Linked DNA regions of Mus musculus: region 2 is linked to region 1. The links are chromatin loops, found by intact Hi-C in ENCODE. Cell type or tissue: gastrocnemius. All regions are shown on one strand.

Region 1 (8,000 bases):
AGAGATGATTAAGGGTATGAGCCAAGAGGATTACCACAGAGACCCTTTGTCAAACAACGCGTGAAGCAGGTGAGGAATCTCAAGGCAGAGTCATACACATCATCAAACTGGCTCTGAAAGAGACACACGTGGGCTTTCACCAACCCCTGAGCTTTAGATATTCTTAGACTGTCTTGTTCCTAGAGTCATGAAATTTCTATTCTTCTCGTGCACAAAAGGCCACATCTATACCTTCATTCTAGAGAGAACACATTTGCATATCTATGCATGAGAGACAGTTTGATTCATCCCTCAGTGCTGGTGGGTGGCAAGGTGGGGCGGGGCTTATAGTTCTAAAGCATAATTACTGATACCTTCCAGAGAGGTTAGCTTGCTAAAATGAAGCATGAATGAAGCCAGCCCTGGGCAATGCTGTAAGGTAAAGCCTCTCTCCAGGGTGGGGCTAAAGCAGAGTAACACTTGGGCCACCATCCACAGCACCTGAATTGCATGCAGCTGGATAACCCAGGGCCCAGCACCTGTAATCCTGAGTTGTGTGTGGCATTGCAATCAACATTAACAGCTACTGAGGGGGGCTGTGACAGGGTAACCAAAGGCTCAGTGTCCAGACCTCCTGAATTATGTGTGACATCGAAACATAGATGCAAGCATCCACTGTTCCTACCTTTTATATTCATCTTGATTCTGGAGGCAGCAATTCACAGTGTTTATCAGAAAGCCAAACAAACGACTGTACAGTGACTTGGCCAGGAGGTCGCGGTAAAACGCAGCCATCTGGATAGTGTGTCGACGTATTATCACATCTCCTGGAATAGTGAAAGGAAGAGGAGAATTGTGGACAATGGTCTCCTTGTTAGAAGCCAACACAACTGTCTATGTCCCACTCACACTCTATGATGTCCGCCATGTCCAGAAAGGGCCCCGAAAGGTGGTGCCTGACAGTTATCGACATCTGAAGTGTCGTGTACCTTGACTTCTTACTAAGGCTTCTACGCATACCTCTGCACCTCTCTGCAACTGAGCCACCTCCTCTCAGTTGGAGAGCTAGCTCAGGGTCCTGTGAGTGAGCTTTCGGATAATAGCTCACTGGTTGGGCACTGAGCTGGCCCAGGGCATTTGAACACTTGCCTGTCTGGAGAGTAATGGTCAAATCAATCAGAATGTGCCTGTGGGTCCAGGGGACAAAACAGGGCCTTCGGGAAGAAGCCCCTGTCACTCTCAAGTGGAGCCATGGGAATCCTGAGAGAGGAGAAGTTCCAGAATGGAAGGCCAGTGAAGGGACTCAGGATAGAGAGTTAGGGTGACCTGGGATGCAGGCAGATCCAGTACAGTACTGCTGGATGAGACAGTGTGTGAATGCCGGGCTCAAGAATGCTCGCCTGTGGCCTTGGCCAGCAGGGCGTGTCCTTAAGTCTCAGTCCTTAAGGCTGAGCAGATGGCAGGGATGGGAGAGTCCCTCAGTTGGCTGGAGGGAAAGGAAAGAGAGGGGAGCCACCACTGAGACAAGATAGAACTTCACTAAATTGAAAGAGCACGGTCAAAACCATGGGTGCGGTAAAGCCCACTAAGGCAGGGGACAAGTGCAGCCTTCCAGATGTCACCACGAAAGTTCCGGGTTCACGTGGTTGAGGAGCTCTGAAGGGTGGGCAATGTGGTGAGAGGAGGTTGGGTGGGATGTGTTGAGGGAACCGGATGGTGAGTGACCAGCGGAATTTAACATGTGCACTGGCTGGTTTTGTGTGTCAACTGGACACAAGCTAGAGTCATCGGAGAAGAAGGAGACTCAGTTGACGAAATGCCTCCATGAGATCCAGCTGTAAGGCATTTTCTCATATAATGCTCAATTCGGGGAGGACCCAACCCATGGTGGTCTCATCCCTGGGCTGTGGTCCTAGTTTCTCTAAGAAAGCAGGTTGAGCAAGCCATTCGAAGCAAGACAGCAAGCAGCATCCCTCTATGGCCTCTGTATCAGCTCCTGTCTCAAGTCTCCTGACCCTCTTGAGTTCCTGTCCTGACCTCCTTCTCAGAAGTGTAGGCACAATTAACCCTTTCCTCCCTGGCTTGCTTTTGGGTCATGGTGTTTTGTTACAGCAACAGAACCCCGACTAAGAACATGTCTTCAGAAAGACCAGCAGCATCTTGAGAACTCCAGGCACTTGACATAGGTGGGAGCAGAGACGTAGATGGAGACATGGCTAAGAATGGCTAAGGGGGCCTGGAAGTCTGTCCTATAGGGAGGAGCATTCTCTAAGAAAAGTGGTGTCTTGGAAAGACTGTTGCGCGCAGGTGAGAAGCACACTTCCATTTCATTCCCGTGGAGGTGAGCGACTTCCAGAGGAAAGAAAACACCAACAGAAGCTGCTGCTGTGATGCTGGACAGGAAATGGAGGGCTGTGAGGAGGGAAGCTCTTTGAGAGGTCAGAGGGACCCAACCTACTTGGTAGAGAAGGGTGAGGGGTAAGGGGAGCCAGCAGAACCTGGGGAACAGCTGGATGGATCATGGGAAAACTCAGTATGTTGATTAGCATGGAAGGGGGGATTCTAAGCAGTAGGGGTCATTAGCCAAGCATCAAAATCCCTGCAAGCCAGACCCACGAAGCAGCTGGTAAGTTCGACATAGAGTGCCCGGGGAGGCCAGCCCTCACAGCTATGAAGAGGAAGGTTGAAGAAGGGCATCCATCCTGACATTTCAGTGGATAGCTGAAGCACATGCAGGAGTGCTAGTCTCCTGTGCACGGAGCACGGCCTTGCACCAGTGGGTGCCACAGGGAGTAGGCATACACAGAGGGCTGAAGCCGCCCTGTGAAGGTAGACAGCTTCTTTACCAGTGGCTTGGCATCTCTGGTGATTAACCCCTTTTAATCTGACTACTTTCCTCCCTGAGGAGAGTAATAGTTATGCCCGCCTCCTGACCATTCTTGAGATCAGAAATGACAAACTTCGGACCATTTGGCTCCATGCCATTCCCTCATAAACACCAAATAAATGACAGCCCCCATTCTGAGCGGGGAAAGGCAGAGAGAAGGCCGCACCCCTCCCCCATGAAGATCCATGTTTTATGAGAATACATCCTCTTAGATTGATGGCTTTGTTTTTCTGAACTGACAGGTTGATTAGGAAGGGGGCTAGTTACTCAGAATGATCTCCCGGGAGCATGGCAGGGTTCCCATACAGCAGCCTTTCAGTGCTTTCTCCTGGCACTCAGTCCATGCAAACAGTTTCCCCCGTGTGGAGACAGGCAAGGCTGTGTTTAATTTCCCCATTTCAAAGAAGCCCAGGGACTGTACAAAGGTAAAAGTCAGGTTGCACAAGGACTTACCTTTAAAATACTGAATATCAGTTGTTAGGGCGGATGCCAGCTCGTCGGTCGACACTTGCAACATACCTGCCACTGAAATCAAACACAGCTGTAAATAAGAAAGCACCATGCATTTCAACACTAAGAACACTGCGATTTGTGTCCATTGTGTGCATACTTCATGTTAGAAGGAGAGCAACTTCTACTCTCTGGCTTAAACTCATCTAGAGAAATGCCTTAGTACTCCAGACACTGGTGGGATCTTGTGTCTGTCTGGATTTAGTAAGGACATATTTTCCCCTTCACCACCCTTGTAGATAGGGCTGGATTATTTTTTTCCAAATTCCTTATTAAAATAACTTTGAAACAGGTGAAAATAGGCCATTTATTGGAAGCCCGTGGTTTGAGGATATTTTTTTAAAACTAGATGTGACCATGAAAACAATATCAAACAAGAGGGGCTTTTGAACATGGTGTTTAAAGGAAAGTAATTGTGAGTTTATAATGTTTAGCTAACGACTCCTCTCCAAATACTGTGTGGACAGCAGGTTGGGGCAAAGAATATTCTAATAATATCAAATGATCTAAAGTATATGATGATACCCCTGTGCAGAATGGGACCACGAAAGCACGTTTGTCAACCACCCCCTTTCGAGAAAAGAAAGAGGTTCTCCCCTCCCCCCAAGACTTCAGACCAGCTAGTGATTGTTGCAGCCAGCCGGATTCTGTGCTGTGTCGCCATCTGCTGGCAAAACTGTGAAACTGCACCCCCAACGACTTTGCCATCAAGGTGGTGGTGCTCCACTGACCTTGTTCCAGAAGCTGGAGGTCAGAGACAAAGGCCGAGTCAGCTTCTGTTAGTGCAGTGAACTGAATGTCTCCGATGTGTAGTATCGCCGATAGGATAACGAATAGGTTTTCCACCTCCTAAGTGTTTACAGAGAACAGATAGAATAATTCAGAGGTGGGAGCTCCAAGCAACCGGGAGCATTCTGGTGGGGTTGGGCTTGCCACTCTTCAGACCCACAGTGGGAGATTCAAGAAACTGCTCAAAATCAAATCTCAGCTCCATGTGCGTTGCCCTAAATTGCTGTTCTGGTATGAATCAGTGTGTTCTGGATAATCATTATTATATATATATATAAATAGTGATTGTAGTCCAATCACTTGCAGGAAACACCCCACTGTCCCAAGCTGTTCTTGCACATGGGTGCAGGGAACAGGAGAGGAGGGCCTGGTCTGGAAGCCTGGAACTGAGGGAAGAGTGGGACCTGAAGCTGGGAATTGCCACTTTCCCATTTATAAAGTAAGCACCTGGAGGTACTGATCTCAAGCAATTCTTAGGTATAGCATTCCATAATTAACAGAAGGCAGCATTTCCCACTGGACTCTGCAAGGTAGTCACCTCTACACAGGCAAGGAGGGCCTGTGCTGTTCTCGGGGGGGGGGGGTATGATTTATTCAGTGAGGAAGACAGAGCTTTGAGTGTTCACTATAACCCACGATATAATGCAGTGAAACTGAATCAGAGGAAAACTCCCCATGGAAGGAGGAGGAGTTCTGGGGTCCCGCTTTTGTCTGTAGTGGTGCAGTGGTGTCCCCCTGCCTTGTCAGCTTGCCTGCTACTGGATATGGTTGGTGCAGAGATGGAGGCTTCTCTGCAAAGTAGTCTCAAAGAACCACAAGCCCTTGCAGGTTTTGCTCTAAGAAACACAAGCCCTTGCAGATTTTGCTCTGAAGGCCTTATCGGCCAGAAATACTATCCTTTGAATTGTCATGGACTAAGGCCACCACTCCAAAGTGGAACAGATTTTGTTCTTCACATTGCTTCAAAGGCTTACGATGAAGGGATGGACATCAGGCCGTTTGTGTAAATGCACTGCCGTCTCCATCAGCTATGCCAGTCAGCAGGTGTGTTTTGCCTGTCCTGCCTTTGAGGATCAATTGTGGAACTTGAAAGGCGTTTCCAAGTGGATGATATTTTGGTAAAATGGTGCCCTGCCCCTGTCTGTGTTCCTGTTCCCTACAGGATCTAGAAACTCCAGGTTGGGGAGTGAGGATAAGAAAAGAGACATCACGGAAGCCAGCGCTAATACAGAGCATGCAAGTGGGCAGGGCCAGAAAAAGACAGACATGTAGAAATTGAATAACCAGGGTCAAAAGAACAAGACATCATCAGACTGCCTCTCACTGTGGAACTCCATGCTCTTAAAGGTGTGGGGCCTGTTTGAACAAAGTGTCTCAGTGAATCCACTTAGGGTGAGCCATTTATCAATTGTCTTTTATGCTTCCTCCAGCCCCCGTTGCCCAAGACTGTGGGCAAGCATGACACACACACTTCTAAGGAAGGAGAAGGAGCTCATACTTCAGACTACATCTGGGATGGAGCTGCGGGGCTCGCTGGGGTCCCCAGTGACCTCTTGCTCATTGTCCCTGAGGATTTGGCCCAATCTACATTACTTCCATATTGAGGGAGAAGAGATACCACATCAGGAAAACAGAAATGACGTCCAAGAACATCCTCAGGGGCCTAACCATTCATGTCTAATTCTCAGGACCAGACCCATTCAGAGCAATAATCCCTAACCACATGGCTATTTAAATTCAAATTAATATTTTAAGATACAAAAAAGCAAACAAACAAACAAATAAACAAACAAACAAAAAGTTCATTTCTTTAGCCTCCTTTGTCACATGACAAAGCCGGGCAGTGGTGGTGCACGCCTTTAATCCCAGCACTTGGGAGGCAGAGGCAGGTGGATTTCTGAGTTCGAGGCCAGCCTGTTTTACAAAGTGAGTTCCAGGACAGCCAGAGCTATACAGAGAACCCTGTCTCGAAAAACACAAAACAAAACAAACAACCCTCCCCAAAAAAACCCAGAAAACAAACAAACAAACAAACAAATAAACAAACAAACAAAAAGTTCATTTCTTTAGCCTCCTTTGTCACATGACAAGTGCCCAGTATCCAGAGCAGACTATAAGTCCTAGGCAGCCTGGCTTGACCACAGGCCTCTCTGTTATCTTTGAAATTGCTCTGGCACAGCAGAGGGCTAGAAATTTCCCTGCCTGCTCTAGCCTGCTAGAGAAGATACTTAAGTAAAGTGATTATGTTAGTTTGCAGGGTGACCATTTTAACAGTATGGTTTCTTCAGCTTAGCCAGTTTTCTCATGGTTCAGACAACACAGTTATCTGGTTTATTCTAAATATGTATGTGAAAGGTTTTTTTTTTCTTATATTTCTATTGAAAATGATGGTTCTGGAGAGCGGGCTCAGTATTTTGGAGTGGGGGTGCTCTTGGAGAAGACCTGGGTTTGATTCCCAGTATCCACAAGGTAGCTTATAAACTGTATGTAACTCCAGTTCCAAGGGACCCAATACCTTCTTCTGTCATCCACAGGCACTATGTGCAAGCACAACTCCCATATATATTAAAGAAAGGAAGAGAGAGAGAGAGAGAGAGAGAGAGGAAGAAGAAGAAGAAGGAGAAGAAGAAGAAGAAGAAGAAGAAGAAGAAGAAGAAGAAGAAGAAGAAGAAGAAGAAAGAAGAAAGAAATAGGCAAACAAATGAGATAACATCAATGCCTTGTTACTGTATCCGTGTATCTCTGCCTTCCAGGGATCTACCACCCATTCATCCTGCTCCCTTGTCTCCTGCCCAGGCTGGACAGTCAGCACCAGGAGGCCATATAGACCACGTTCTCTGCTGAAACATTGTCAGAGCTGGCAGCAACCCTTGGGCTACACTGAGGTTCAGGAAACGGTTTGGGAGAAGTGAGTCTATAAACTGGTAGCGGCTGGCTTTCCGTGTGAAGCCCTGATAAGGGGACTCACCAAGGTGCTGAAGCCAATTACATTCAGAGCATGTTTCAGAGCTGCAAGTCTCTCCTTGTTCAGAGAATGCTCTGCTGTAGACACATCTTCCCGCATGCCTTGGCTCACATACCTGTTAGGATAAATACGTGGTGTTATGACTTGGCTTGGAGTCAAATGCTGGTGGTAAAAGGTTACCTCATTGGTACCTGATCTCTGTCATAGTGGAAATCACCTGGACACTGTGTTCCCAGGTGTTTACAAAGCGACTCAGGAGCACATGATGTCTCCGGAAAGTAGACAGTTATTCTAATACCAGAATATCATCACACTGCAGACACGGGACTCACCTCATCTGAACCCTTCTCCGTGAGGGGAGACGGTCATCAGCGTGCTGTGAACTTCATATAGGAAGCTGGCAGGTGTCGAAACAGGCCTTGCAAGTCACATTTGCATGAAAGATGCTTAATGTATACTAATGTATTATCCCTGCTTGCCAGTAGCATTTAATTTTAAGGTTGCTGATTGATTCCCTTTGCTTTGCAAACACCGAAGCGCCGATTACCAAATGCAGGCATACCAAAAAGCTGAGGACACCAACCACAAGGACAAAGGGCTCCTCTAGGAAACTAATCAGGAGCAGGTTAGGTACCCAAGTCACAGACAAGGGGAGAGCTGGCAACAGCATAGTGTGCAAGCAGAGCAAATGACCCGAGTGTGGGTGAACGGTGCTTCTAAGTGTGGAGGAAGCAGGTAGGCACCAGGAGGGAACGCTGTGGAGGAGCGAGGCTCCCTCAGGAGAGCCAGTGGCTAAGTAAGAATGGGCCTAGTTTGCAAATAACGCCCACGTCCCAGGAACTTGCAGAAACACGTATGAAGTGGCACAAG
Region 2 (8,000 bases), 780 kb before region 1:
CCACATTAGTAGAACCCACTTCATGGGCAAGCCCAGATTTTTATTTTTTGTTCTCTGAAATTGATCCAAAATCCTGTTCTTAAAAAACGCTGACTGTAAACATAAGGCACAAAAAAGGGAAGTTGATGTCGGGATGCAGAAACTTTCCAGTCTGTCATTTGTTTATATTTGGGGGACACTCGAGAGTGATGGAGAACAGAGGTTGAGGAAGACATCTGGGAAGGAGGCATGAGGAGTCCATCTAAGAGTCATGTGTTGCGATTGCTGGCAGATAATGAACTTTAGAAGGAGGCTTCACAATGCCCCTCCCCTGTGGCTCAGACTCTCGCCGCCATGGTCAGCTCTTGCCATGTTCTAGTTCCTTCCTGACTTTGCAGGTACTGGCTGGCAAGAGTCCCCTCCAGACACAGCTGGGTCTGGATCTCACTGGGGGCTTGCTTCCATTTCCTCCACAGGGGACCATGGCCTTCCGGGCTCCTCAGGACCCAGGGGCGACCCTGGCTTCAAAGGTGATAAAGGTGACGTTGGGCTTCCTGGCATGCCAGGATCCATGGAGCATGTGGACATGGGGAGCATGAAGGGACAGAAAGGAGACCAGGGAGAGAAAGGTGAGTGGAAGAGACAGGCAGGCCTCACTGGGGCATCATATCATCCTGCTTTCTACAGCAATTGCTTACGAAGCAGATGTGGAAGCTCACTATGTTTTTTTGTGGCCTACAGGACAAATCGGACCCACTGGTGATAAAGGTTCCCGAGGAGACCCTGGAACACCAGGAGTACCTGGGAAGGATGGGCAGGCAGGGCATCCCGGACAGCCAGGTAGGTGTGGACAGTATAGCCACAGTCGTTGTCAAGAAACCTGCTTCTCAGTGCTCTCCGCAGATGTTTACCTGTGGGATTTTTCTCCGTTATTCTAGGGCCTAAAGGTGACCCAGGCCTTAGTGGGACACCAGGATCCCCTGGACTCCCTGGACCCAAAGGATCAGTTGGAGGAATGGGCTTGCCAGGTAACCTGACTGTGGACTCAAAAGTCTCTAACATACACTGTGTGTGCACGGGGCTGGTGGGATGTGCGCAGGGCAGCACTTGGAAGATCCAGGGCCTGACAGCCGTGTCTCTCATCTAGGGTGGATGGCTTTCGACTGACACTGATTGGCATTGGCTGACAATGGCTATAGTGTCTGTAATGATTGCTAAAAATGAATAAGTGATGCACACTGGAAAGTGAAGTCTGAGCTACCCATGGATAAGTGGGTTAGCTGGGGAGGTGTTTCTCAGCACAGGCTGGGAAGTGATAGTCAAAACTGGAAGCCTGCCTTCCTATCTCCTCTCAGGTCTTTGGGAGGAATTCCAATGACTTGCTATGACAGTCTAGGCTGCTGGTGGTATACCTGTGTCTGTGTGTCATAGGTCCATATATGGCGTGTGAATCTTCACACTGCCTCACAGTCCTCGGAACTGATGGTTCCGCATCGGCAGAGCTGTGTTCTCCCTATACAGTGATGGTCTTTCAAAGGCAGGGGGAAGCTTAGCTTGCCTGAGGACCCCTGGCTGTGTTGGTGGCAGACTGATAAGCAGAGCGATTTGTGTTGAGCGTCAGCCATTAAGTCCAAGTTCTATTGTCTGTGTCACTAGGTTCGCCTGGAGAAAAAGGTGTGCCTGGCATCCCTGGCTCACAGGGTGTCCCTGGCTCACCTGGAGAGAAGGGAGCCAAAGGAGAGAAAGGGCAGTCAGGTCTACCTGGCATTGGGATTCCGGGACGGCCTGGTGACAAGGTGATCATCTCCTGCCCCGTGACAATGTCCCTGACACTTACCAACTATCTCAGCACAACTATGATACAGCTCTCCCTCTGACTAACTCTGTCATGTCCTCCTGTTCACTGCCTTTTCTCCCAAGGGCAAACTCTAGAATCTCTCTGAGAGGGTGAGGGTGGCCGCATATCACAGGGAGGAAGAAGAGGGGCGGGCTGGGGAGCTTGGCAGATGGAGAGAATGTCTTTTCTGGAAAGCCCAGCAAATGGGATTCTCCAGTGTGATTGATACTCACGGCCTCTCTTACCTAGAAATCTGCTACCTAGAAAGTGCTTCCAGACCTGTAGGTGACACGTCTGCTTCTTCCTCACAGGGAGACCAGGGCCTTGCTGGCTTCCCAGGCAGCCCCGGTGAGAAGGGAGAGAAAGGCAGTGCCGGAACCCCAGGGATGCCAGGGTCCCCAGGCCCGAGAGGTTCTCCGGGGAACATCGGCCATCCAGGTATGGGGGCTGGGCAAGCTCTGGCAGAAAGGTACAGGTGAAGAAAACCTAGCTGCATACAACTTCTGAACTTTCATTTCCTCTTTAGGAAGCCCAGGCCTGCCTGGAGAGAAAGGGGATAAAGGCCTCCCAGGACTGGATGGCGTTCCTGGTGTCAAAGGAGAAGCAGGTAGAGATGGACCCTTTGCTGGCACTTGGGTGAAAAGATGAGGAGCGCCCAGGCTTCATGGGGGTTGGGGAGTGTAGTCTCAGCCTCATGGGAGAATTCTTCACACTGAAGCAGGCCCTAGTATGTTATCTGGGGTCTAGGGCCAGCTGGTTTATCCCTCCACTTTCAGATCCACAGGCAGAGTCTGTAAAGCGTTTGAGGTCTTTGGGAAATGAAGCCAGCATCTCCAAGCTGCTTTTGTAGTGAGAAGAGCATTTCAGATATCTCCCTCCTCTCTGTGCAAGCATTGGGTGGGGGTCTATGCTGTTCCTAGCAGCAGAAAAGAACCTGTTGGAACGGATCAGAGCTGACATCAGGGATACCAGGGATGCAGGGAACAGCTCTTTCTGATGTGGGAAAGGGGCCACTTCTCAGACGCCACGGTGCTAAGGACAGTCCACAAGTGATCATATCTTTCTCCCCAAGGTCTCCCTGGGACTCCTGGCCCCACAGGCCCAGCTGGCCAGAAGGGAGAGCCGGGCAGCGATGGAATCCCGGGGTCGGCAGGAGAGAAGGGTGAACAAGGTGAGTCTTGTTCCTGCTTCCCAGCAGAAGCCATGCTGTTCCCTCAGAGACTGCAGCGCCATGATGATCGAACACAGAGGTCTCAGTGCTGAGTTCCTTGCGGCTCCGAAAATATAGATGTGGACTGGAGGGATGGGATTGGATCAGGGAGGGATGCTCATTCCTTCTGTGAGTGAAGCGCTTCCCTGGAGGGTGGGTCCAGAGACACAGATGCGGGGCTGCCGGGCAGGAATGCCTCCCTTTCTGTTTCCCCTGTGTTCACTGTGACAAAACCAAACCAAACAGCCAAGAGAATTCTGTCCAGCATTTTCCCCAGTTTGGGAAGGAGTCCTAGTCTTCCAGGGTCTGGGGGTCTTGTGGTTACTGTTGCTTCCTGTGTCTGCTCCTGTTACTGATAGAAGAGCTGTCGTGGCAGGACCGCAGGTTTTTAGCTATAGCTGTGTTGGGCAGGAATGGAGCAGCAGGGGCTCCTTGCTATCACCGCTGGCTGCTCTTCAGTTCCCTTACTCATTCTCTATAGACATCATGTATAAGAAGCCCTTTCCACTTCCTCCTCCTGTTTACCCACTGCTATGTGAAGCCCACTCTCCTGCCCACTACCCAGCTCTCTGTGCTCCACCCACTCGACGGGATGAAGAGTCAGTCAGATGGTCATCTGAGAAAAGCCAGACTGCGTGTCTCTGCCGTAGTCACCACTACCCAGGACTGACTGGGGTGTTTTTACTCTGGCCAAGTAGAACTCAAGAGTAGGAATCTCCCTATGCTGCTGTCCCTTTGGAACCCTTGGCTTTATGCAGTGGTGATTGGCAGCAGCCAGCAGCATCAGATGGTATCTCTGAGTGCTTGAAGGTGTGTGGGACCCTCAGTAGCTGGTGGCACAGCTGTCAGGCCTAGAGTGTCTGGGACACTGGGCTCTTAAAGTGCTGCAGGTCCCTGGAATTCTAGCAACAAGGGCCTGCCTGCCCTTTCTCATCTTAAGCCTTTTCCAACGGTTATTTTCTCTGCGGCTTCTGCTGTCTTTTTTTGCCCTGGCAACTCTCTGAAGTTCTTCAGCCACTCTCTGGTCTCTGTTGCCACAGTCTCCTCTTGTGTTCTCTCCTCTTGTCTGTTTTATTGGTGATAAAGAGCCAAATGTGTCCAAGAAATCTGGCCTTCCATAGTGAGGCCTTTCACAGATAAACAAGACTGGGCAAAAAATGACCACTTAGAGAAAGCCTCTTTTTGAACACCAGGGGGCAGCAGACTAGGGACAGGAGCCAAGCTCCCTCTTATAGTGCTGGGGTGTATGTCATAGTTGTTTGCACCAATCGCAAACCTTCCTTTCTGCTGGGCCACCAGTGGGAGGTGCTTCTTCTGTAGTCTGGGTGAAGATGGCTTCAGGGTCCTTTAGAATTCTCTGGGCTTTGAGTTGCTCTGTTCTGAGGTCTACCCAGAGCCATTAGAGTTTCCTTAGACTGTAAGGGATCCAGACAGCCAGGCTGCAATGAAGGCAGTCCACTGGGTACCAGAAACGTATCTGCTTGACTGGTGGATTTCCTATTTGAGGCTGCCCGGGGCCTTATAAGGGTAGGGTCTGCACAATAGCTGCCAGTTTCCACACAGAAAGTTTAAAAAACGATGTTTATGATAAAGACACCAGGGAGCACTCTCAATTCTAGCAGCAATCAAAGGGAATTGGTAGCATCTGTCAGGGCCTCGCTGTGTTTACCTTCTGCCCTAGTGCCCAGGGAAAGGTGAGCCTTCTGTCCTGCCTCTGTAGGAGAAAGAGTGTCATTAGCGCAGATCATTTCTGCTCAGCACCTTAATGAGCCAAACAGAAAGGTCTTCAAGGAGAACGCATGATGAGACAGTTGCAGAGGTGTAGCTTTGCTCCCAGGTTCCACGGGACTCCTCAGGGCACTCTTTAAGTGCTGCGTGGTGTCAGGGCACATGGGGCATGGCCTCCCACTGTCTCTGCAGCTGAGTAAGAGACTGTTGTTTTCTGTCCTCACCCTGTAGGTGTTCCAGGAAGAGGCTTCCCCGGCTTCCCTGGCTCCAAAGGAGACAAAGGTAACGCTCTCAGCTTCGCACCTTTGTGTGGAGTGGTCCACGGAACTCAGCATGTCCCCCTTAGCAAAGCAGTGACCGTGTCTAGTGGCTGATAGATGTCTGATGATTGCACCATCTGATTCACGCGTGATGTGATATGTGGTACCTGCCAAATACCTTATGATGTCATTATTGCTTACGTTTTGAGTAGCATGTAAACATGCGTTCCCATCCCTGGTAATCTTCTGTAGTTTCTTTTTAATTAATCAGTTAAATGCATATGCTTGAATGTGTGTGTGTGTGTGTGTGTGTGTGTGTGTGTAGGAGGTTGTAAGCTGCCATGGGGTACTGGAAACTGAGCTTGGGTCCTCTGCAAGAGCAGTGAGTGCTCCTGACTGCAGAGCCAGCTATCTAGCCCTTACTTTATTATTTTTTTAAAAGTAGCTTTATTGGGCTAACATTACCATATGATAGACAGCACATATTTAAAATGTGCTGTTGTTCTTCAAGTTTTGACTCATCTATGCATCCACAGAAACAGTGCATTCTGGGTAGTGTCACAGCTGTCACCCAATGGCTGTCCCACTGGTTCTGATCCTCCATATTGTATCCTGAAGTCCTCAGGCCCCTCAAACAAATACCCATGTTAATTTAGGAGCCACGAATGATACTGTATCTTATACAAGTTTCATGCAAGCCTGGCTTCTTCCCATAGAGTATCTGGTTTACAGCTTTCCTGTTGTCTGTATTGATAATTCACTTGTGAAGCCTAAGTAGGGTCCCATTGCATCCTTGTAACAGTTTGCTTTGTCCATGTCTTGGGATGAGCCTACTCTTGGTTTTAGTAGTATAGTTGCTTGAAGACTTCAAAACACATTTAAGATACACATATAAGATCTCTGGCTGTCACCGCAGTGTAGCATCTCTATGGACTCTGCTCCTCTGGTCACCATCATCTCTCTCTCTCTCTCTCTCCTGTGCAGGCTCCAAGGGTGAAGTGGGTTTCCCTGGCCTAGCTGGAAGTCCTGGAATTCCTGGAGTCAAAGGCGAGCAAGGGTTCATGGGTCCTCCTGGCCCTCAAGGACAACCTGGCTTACCTGGCACTCCTGGTCACCCTGTGGAGGGGCCCAAAGGAGACCGAGGACCTCAGGGTCAACCTGGCCTGCCAGGTAAGGGCTTTTCACCAGACACATGCTCAAGTTAACAACTCAGAGCTGCGCTTGGGTCTCTGTTGAACTGGTCTCTGTGGTTTCCTTTCTGTTGAGGTATTACTTAGAGAGCAGCATGAGAGAAGATTACAGAGAGAGGTGCAGTAGAGATACCATTTGGATTTTTGCTTTAACTGGGGCAATGCTCGAATGTTTGCCACCCTGAGCTTGCCTCCTGTGGTTGTGGAGGACCCTGGACACTGTGGCTTCAGTATTTTGGAAGCCAACACTGTGACATTCACATGAACACCTCAATGGTGCTGTACGCCCCCGACTTTATAACCACGTGGCTTTACTATTGACTTATTTTAGTGGTACTGGGGATGGAACATAGGCTTTGTGTATGCTAGGCAAATATTTTACTATTGAGTTACACACTCAGCCATTTTATTAATGTTGTTGTTTTGAGTCAGGTTCTCACAAAGTTGTCCCCACTGGCCTTGAATCAGTAACTCTGTAGCCTAATACCAGTGAACTGGGTCTCCTGCTGCTTCAGTCTCTGGTATAGCTGGGGTGACAGACCTGGGCCGCCAGTGCCAGCATTTGGGTGCTGAGTCTGTTGTTTGTATGAGCACCCTTCCTTGATTTCCTGGAGGCCTGTGTTACTCTACAAGGCCATGGTGTTATGGTTGCAGAGAGTTGATAGCAGTGTGACTGTACCATAGCCCAGTGACACAGTCCACTATAGTACCAACCACCCTAACCCTGCGTCTTTGTTCTTTGCATTAGGGCATCCGGGACCTATGGGGCCGCCAGGGTTCCCAGGAATCAATGGGCCAAAAGGTGACAAGGGAAATCAAGGTTGGCCAGGAGCTCCGGGGGTTCCAGGCCCTAAGGGAGACCCAGGATTCCAAGGCATGCCGGTGAGTGATTGAGTGTAGAATTGATTTTCAAAAGGAACTTTTTGGTCAAGAGTATTATTATATGTGTGTGTATGTGTTTCTATATGTGTGCACATGTGTGATACCGCCCAGCCCTTAAAGCAGTTCCTTCCTTTGGGATCAGCATAGGAAAGTATTGCATGTGCTTTTATAATCTATTTTATAGAGCCATTAAACAGGAAATGCTATACTGCTGCAGATTATAGTTCAGTGCCCGACTTTACAACCCATTTACAAATTCAGTGCAAGTATTCAGTATCTTGGTAAAGAGCAGTTCTTCACAGCCTGAGAATTGTCTTCTAGAGTTGGCAGAGGCTCAGGTGTTTTAAAATATTTTCTCCATAATTAAAATAATAATTCAGATGGGGCATGAGGCTGGTTTTAAGGAACACTCACTGCCCTTTGACGATGAAGAGACCAGAAGGGTGGTATGGTCCTGATAGAACTGGGTTTGTTTCCATGGCAACTGTCCATGGTATTGTGGCTGTGTCATGGCATCATGCTGGTGGGTGGGGACAGCGGCTACAAGCTCGAAGGAACTGCTGTGTATATGGACCAGTAAAGAGAGACCAGGGGACCAGTGTTGCAGTTATCTTCTCGTGTTCTGTCGTTTAAAGAATTGTATGACCCACCTGAGCTCACAAACTCCTGTGCAGAACACAGAAGTGCTTTTTGCCTGACAGGGTACGCAGGGTACAAACTGGGTGTCTAGAGCCATGTCCAGCTCACACTTCCTTTGGTACCTAGGGCATTGGCGGCTCTCCAGGGATCACAGGTTCAAAGGGAGATATGGGACTGCCCGGAGTTCCAGGATTTCAAGGTAAGACCATGAGGCCTGACAGCCTTGTTGTTGAGGGGATACTGTCCCAAAGGCTGCCTGAGCTCCAAGCTTCCAT

What was found. A loop is a pair of places that touch in the nucleus more often than their neighbours do. Peaks named below come from ENCODE experiments on the same cell type or tissue, not always from the same donor. Only the 100,000 strongest peaks of a DNase experiment are listed, where the experiment ranks them.
Region 2: it touches region 1 in a loop (7-fold over the local background); 4 of 42 quality-filtered maps call a loop at or near these places.

The regions. Positions count from the first base shown.
Region 1 is chr8:10,435,024-10,443,023 of GRCm38, reverse strand. It overlaps Myo16 (myosin XVI), which reads right to left. Exons shown (of 35, transcript NM_001319151.1): 17 at 7,134-7,245; 18 at 4,108-4,225; 19 at 3,320-3,391; 20 at 665-806. Among named protein-coding and RNA genes, the nearest start is that of Gm51561, 8.8 kb to the right of the region's middle. In gastrocnemius, no CTCF peak of the experiment used is centred here; DNase peaks (open chromatin) are centred at 3,152 and 4,043.
Region 2 is chr8:11,211,688-11,219,687 of GRCm38, reverse strand. It overlaps Col4a1 (collagen, type IV, alpha 1), which reads left to right. Exons shown (of 52, transcript NM_009931.2): 34 at 456-608; 35 at 721-819; 36 at 918-1,007; 37 at 1,636-1,775; 38 at 2,128-2,254; 39 at 2,343-2,423; 40 at 2,889-2,987; 41 at 4,986-5,036; 42 at 5,999-6,184; 43 at 6,953-7,086; 44 at 7,852-7,924. Among named protein-coding and RNA genes, the nearest start is that of Gm15418, 28 kb to the right of the region's middle. In gastrocnemius, a CTCF peak has its summit at 4,210 (motif pointing right); a DNase peak (open chromatin) is centred at 4,244; H3K27ac peaks cover 354 bases.